Linked DNA regions of Mus musculus: region 1 is linked to region 2. Evidence: chromatin loops called from intact Hi-C (ENCODE). Cell type or tissue: heart. All regions are shown on one strand. Links, peaks and the distances in the headings refer to the core of each region. The heading gives the core; the rest is flanking DNA.

Region 1 (2,920 bases), core at 169-2,668, 590 kb after region 2:
GCTACAGTTAAGAGAGTGCACTTCTATATTACTGTAAATTCTATCCCCATACTTGCCAGCACTCCCAGAGAACCATTCAGTTATGAACATCCTCACAATGCTTTTGTACTCTAGGGCCATCAACAACTCTCTGAGGAGCACAGCTCTTCTGAGTCTCGTCTCTTATTAATTTGCTATGAATCGACAGCTGCATAAGTGGACTCATGGCATGGTCCATGAGTACCCACAATGCCACAGCGCTGTCCAGTAGAGTGTTCTGCAATGATAGCAACCATTGTGCCGCCCACGTGGTAGCCACTGCACGCTGGGGCTATTACGTCCTCCATATGTGACAAATAAGACTTAGAAGTTAACTTGTTGATCTTAATTATCTTTCATTGTAATTCGAATAGCCTCGAAAAGTCAGGCAGGCATGACTGCTGAACCGTCTTCCTGTAAACTTCATCTTCTTGAGGCCTGAGGCACAAGTTTCTACAACCTTTACCTCACCACATGCTACGTCAAGCATGAGTCCTTGGAGGGCCTCTGTAAATGTGTCTGACCAACCCAACCCGCTGGCTCTGTTTGCCCAGCTTCCTGAACAGTGGAAGAGAGTTGAGAGCTCAGGCAGTGGTATGGTATCGTGGAAAACCATGGGGTTGACCTGGGTACAGACTGAGAGTGAGCCCCACTTTCTCTCTTCTCATAGCAGTGGCTTGCTGCACCGTTGTCTAGACCACAGTGGAGGCTGTCCCTGCTTGGGTCTGCAGCCATGTGTCAGCTGTTTGCATAAGTAAACATGGCCCTGGCAGGCAGAGAAGTTATCCAGCCTTGCTGTCCTGGATTGCAGGTCTGAGCCACAGCTCCATCCTGCCCCTGGCTTTCTTGTGGCTCTTACTGAGGCTAAACACCCCAGTAAGAAAAGCCCACTGTTTCCAGGCCTCAAGACTTGAAATCAGTCTTTCCTCCCAGCTAACAGAGTTGTCCCTTCTCTCATGATGCTTAGCTAGTGCTCAATGGCCTTCACCTTTGACTTATAGCAACCTATAGCCTGGGTGGATGACACCCTTTCTGAGAGATTTTCTGTATCCTTGGCCTCTTTGCTGGTAGAGGGCTACAGGACTTCCTTCCTCTACCACTGCCCTCAAGATGATCAAAGCTGCCATCTTTGAAACTATCCAGAAGGGTACATGGGTGGGGGTATCGCTTGGCTGGAGTAGGGAGAGCATGTTATAAAACCCCTGCATCTGGAGTGAGCCTTGAGGCTCCAATTACAGACGAAGCCCTGCCTCCTCGGGTATTTATCACGGTCTGTGCACCATCTAGAGGCCTCTGTCTGAAACTTGCTCCATGGTCAACTCATCTATCCTAGGGGAAGACTGAACTCAGACAACTGGTGTTTTCAGAGTATGCTTGGTTTTGTCCCTGTTTCTAGAATTGTGGCGCTGTGATCCCACACACCCCTCTAAGCACTCCTGTATGTGTGTGTGTGTGTGTGTATGTGGGGGGGGGGTTACATCCACACCTGGCTTTTCCAGTCTGTTCCAGCCCTGCTAAAGCAAAAGACCTCTTCTAATGTCTTCTCAGCAAGGGAGCTACTTAAGGTGATAAAGTAGGACATCCTAGTGCCCGTGCCACCTCCCCCAACCCCCATACACACACACACACACACACACACACACACACACACACACACACACACACCCCAAGATGGGCCAGAGCAGGAGCTGTTCACCCCACGGCTGAGCAGCACTTCCACCTAGCCCATTAGCTGCTCCCCCAGGACCATGGCTCTGCTACACAACTCACATTAGGAGCTGCCCACAGTGGGTGATGCTGTCTCAGGATAGCCAACACTAAACCCTCTAACATGCCTACATGTCCCTTGGTCTGCTTTCTGGGGGGGGGGGGTAAAGAAAATGCAATGCAAATTTTCCGATTTGACCATCTCTTGATGCACAGTTTAAAGGAATTCAGTATATTCTCAATGCTGTGCAGCATCATGGATCATTCATCATTCATAGGCTTTTCACTTAACTTCAAACAAAAGTTCTACCCCATGAACACCAATTCCCTGTGTCACCCTCCCGGGTCCCTGGGTACCTCTGCTCTACTTCCTGTCTCTATGAACTTGCCTATTCCAGTTATCGCACACAAGCAAAATCATGTTTGCTAGCCTTCTATGTCCGATTTAGCCAAATAATTTTAGTTGTGGCCAACTGACTTCCACATTATAGGCCTGACTTCCTTCTTCACATTCTCTGTAAACAAAATGGGAGAGAGGAGAACACTTGAGTTTAACCTTGACTGTACCCTTCATTGACTATCCTCTCTGACTGGGTGTGACTCTAGAAACAGATTCATCATGCCAAGAAATCTCCGGGCTCAAGTGTCTCAAAATATCGAAGAGTCCATTGTTTGGAGTTTAGAAAAATCAGGTCACAACCAGTACTTCCTGGCCAGGCTTGTCAGAGAAGGCCATCAGTGTGTGTCATAGACTAAATATAAAACACCCCCAAAGGCTCATGTTTTGAATGTTTGGTTTCCATCTGGTCGCGGTATTTTGGGAGATTGTGGAGGGGACAGGTACCTTAGTGGGTACATACCACTAGAAACTTCTGGTCTCACTCTCTGCTCCTGTCCTGCCTAGATATAACTGAGTTTCTCCACCCCACTCCACCCTATCCAAACCACAACGGACTGAACCATCTGAAATCATAAGCCCCAATAAAGCTCCTACCCTTCAAGACGCTATTCTTAGTTATTGGTCACAGCAGTGAAAAGGTACCTAACACGCTGTGAAAGATGACAGAGGGTTACTGCTGCACAAGTGTCGGTGAGGAGAGGCTCTGGCTGTGGAGGTTTGAGCCTGGACAGGCCACGGGAGGCTCAGAGGGTCAGATCACATTGTGGTGTGGTTGCAGCCATGCACTGGTAGGAG
Region 2 (2,920 bases), core at 112-2,611:
TAGGCAAGGCCATGGGAGGCTGTTAATGCTATACAAAGGGGGTATTTGTAAAGTGATGCCTAAGAGGGCTTGTTGACTGTGGGATTTTTCCAAGCAAAGGTTCCCACTTGAGAGTGGATTATCTTGCTCTACCACATTTTTGAGGACAGGGAAGTCCTTTGACTGGAAACAAGAGTTTCACTGATGCAAACAGATACTGTTTGGATAATGAACTGGAGGGGATATGGACACACTTAATCTGGGGAGAGAGCTTTTTAAATGCTGCTGATAAACGTCTTTAAATATATCAAGAAACTGGACCGGGTTCAACATAAACCTCACTGGCTCCTGGGAATGAAAACCATGTCCTCGTTTGGAAAAGTTACGTTTTGTATAGCAGATATCATGATCTAAGTCTCAGTAATAATATCATTAGCACACTTAGAAACATTTAAAAAAACAAATGAAAATTTCCAAATTGAAAACACCTGCTTTCGTAGGGCTTCCAGCCGCCTTTCTCTCTCTTCTTCTTCCTGGACTTCTTGAAGGGCCAATTTTTTTCTCTCCATCAAACGCTTCTCCAACAATTCTTGTCTATATTTAACCCTTTTGAAAAGAGACGACACAGGACAGGTAGATGGGCCATAATTCACACACACACACACACACACACACACACACACACACACACACACACACAGAGTACTGTGACAAGAGTGCACCAGGAGCCATCTCAGAGGGGATGCCACTCCACCATTTGATTTTACTTGGTTTGATTTCTTAATCCAAACAATAAGAGGCCATTTACAGTGATTCCAGTAACCAGTGAGATACAGGAAAACCTGGTTAAAACCCAGCTGAGCTCAGACTTCTCTACCACCATTTTAAACCCTGACCCTGTTGGCTAGCTGCCCTAGCTACAGCGGAGGTGCCCTGAGCAATAATCACACTGTCCTGAGTTATGACACAGCCTTCTGATGACAAGTTTGAACACAGCTTGAGGAGTTATAAAGATTGAATTCCTGACTAAATGCACATACTTTCAGAAAGTGTGGTTAAAAAAAATTACTGTAATAACGTGCTTAAATTATTTAGGTGACTAGAACTTAAACTATGCTTCGTATATAGTGTCTCTCCATGAGGTGGGCTTATTGACATGTTAGAAAACTTTACAAATTGCACTCTGACATCTGTAGATGGCAGCAAAAACATGACTTTCCCTTTCGGCAATAGTTCCCCATCTCCTTTCAAATCATCAGATATTAAAACAGGGTGCATTAAAACATGGCTCCGTGTATGAGCTCACCTAGCCCTCTCTGTTGGCATTCCTTCTACGCTCCACCCAACAGTTACCTAGCAACAGCCAGGCTGGCTAAAAAAGGGACTGTTTGGCCTCTCTGACTCTCTCAGACTCTCTGACACTCTTCTCTCCCTAACCTCTTTCTCTCTCCCAGTCCTCGAAGTATTCCTGTCCTCCTCCTCTCCCTCCTCCTCCTCCTCTTCCTCCTCCCCCTCTTCCTCTCCCTCCTCCTCTTCCTCTTCCCCCTCCTCTTCCTCTTCCCCCTCCTCCTCCCCCTCCCCCTCCTCCTCTTCCTCCCCTCTCCCATCCTCCTCCTCCTCCTCCCCCCCTCTCTTTCTGTCTTTCTCTGTCCCTTCTCTTTCTCTTCCTCTACTCCCTTCTCAACTCCCTTTCCCATGCCCACAAACAATCTCTGTTCTATACTATACTCTTCGCATGGTTGGGCTGGTACCTCAGCATGGGCCATTGAGGCACCCCCTCCCACCACACCATACCTCGCTCTATAAAAACATATTCTTGATTTTATAAAACATATCATCACTCTCTGCTGCCCGTAAAATCGAGTAGCCTTGATTACAGCTGTATTCCTGTCAAAGTGATTCTATTGACTTTGGGAGAGGAGATCCACCATTTCCAAAAAACAGGCACCTGAGTTCTTAGGACGATGGAAGCCATGCTGGCCTGCTTTGGGCAACAGCTTGGATTTAATTTGCTTTGTCACATTAGTCGCAGATGCCCTTTGCCCTTAGTATACGCTGCAGTATTCTCTACGGCGGTGTCTTTGCTGGCCCTTCCACGCTGGAGATTCCATATATGCTGAGTGCTCAGGAGACAAAGGTCTTGTACTAAGTGCTTTACAATTGCTTCTTTTAACACTTCACAACAATCATACGCCGAGGGTATAATTTTGTATATATAATTTTGTCTTCTACAGGTACAGAAATGGAGGCACGGACAAATGGTGTAATTTGTCAGAAGTCCCACGCTCATTAAGTAGCAGAGCAGAAGTGTAACCCAGAAAGACTCTCCTCAGCAGCGAAGCTTAGCCTCCACCATCCCACCCCCTGCAATTAACCTCTGTGCGGTCCTTCTCCCTAGATCTCTTCTCCTACATCAAGTGTCCCTAAACACCTACTGCACTAGGCAGCGTGGGCATGCTGAGGATACAAGAGTCTTCCTTAGAAGTTTATAACTTAACATGGAAACAAGACATGCCTGAGAACCAAACAAGGTTCTCAGACTTGGCAGGAAGGTACACATATGGTCCCCTGGTGTTGCAGAAAAGTGAGGTAGCCACTTGTTAGATTGTTGAGGTTCATAAGAAGAGCCTCACAGAGGAGGGACATTTGAGCCGTGTCCGTCTGGCCATCTGTAGGATGAGGATTTTGGAGACGCTAGGAGTGGTGAGAGCAGAGAGGAGGAGACAGTAAGGGTGGGGCGGGGACCTGAGGATGGGCATCTTTCTGGTCTTATCCTAGTCACAGACAGCATGGAACCCAGGAAGGAAATGGGAAATGGCGGCAGAGCGATGCAGGGAAGCTGTGGTGGGCTGAGCCTGGCGGTCATTTCGTTTCCTCAGCTGCGCTTTTGGGAGGGGTGTTCTCGAAATTCTGCTTGCTCACGAACTGGCAATAAAGGAGG

The links. Hi-C counts contacts between places; a loop is a spot of excess contacts. Peaks named below come from ENCODE experiments on the same cell type or tissue, not always from the same donor. Only the 100,000 strongest peaks of a DNase experiment are listed, where the experiment ranks them.
Region 1: it touches region 2 in a loop (7-fold over the local background); 12 of 42 quality-filtered maps call a loop at or near these places.

What each region holds. Positions count from the first base shown.
Region 1 is chr2:59,423,644-59,426,563 of GRCm38, forward strand. No RefSeq gene overlaps it. Among named protein-coding and RNA genes, the nearest start is that of Gm46743, 4.6 kb to the left of the region's middle. In heart, for the core only: a CTCF peak has its summit at 1,305 (motif pointing left); DNase peaks (open chromatin) are centred at 1,288 and 2,448.
Region 2 is chr2:58,829,283-58,832,202 of GRCm38, forward strand. It overlaps Ccdc148 (coiled-coil domain containing 148), which reads right to left. Exons shown (of 15, transcript NM_001372501.1): 13 at 468-585. Among named protein-coding and RNA genes, the nearest start is that of Upp2, 76 kb to the left of the region's middle. In heart, for the core only: a CTCF peak has its summit at 1,175 (motif pointing right); no DNase peak of the experiment used is centred there.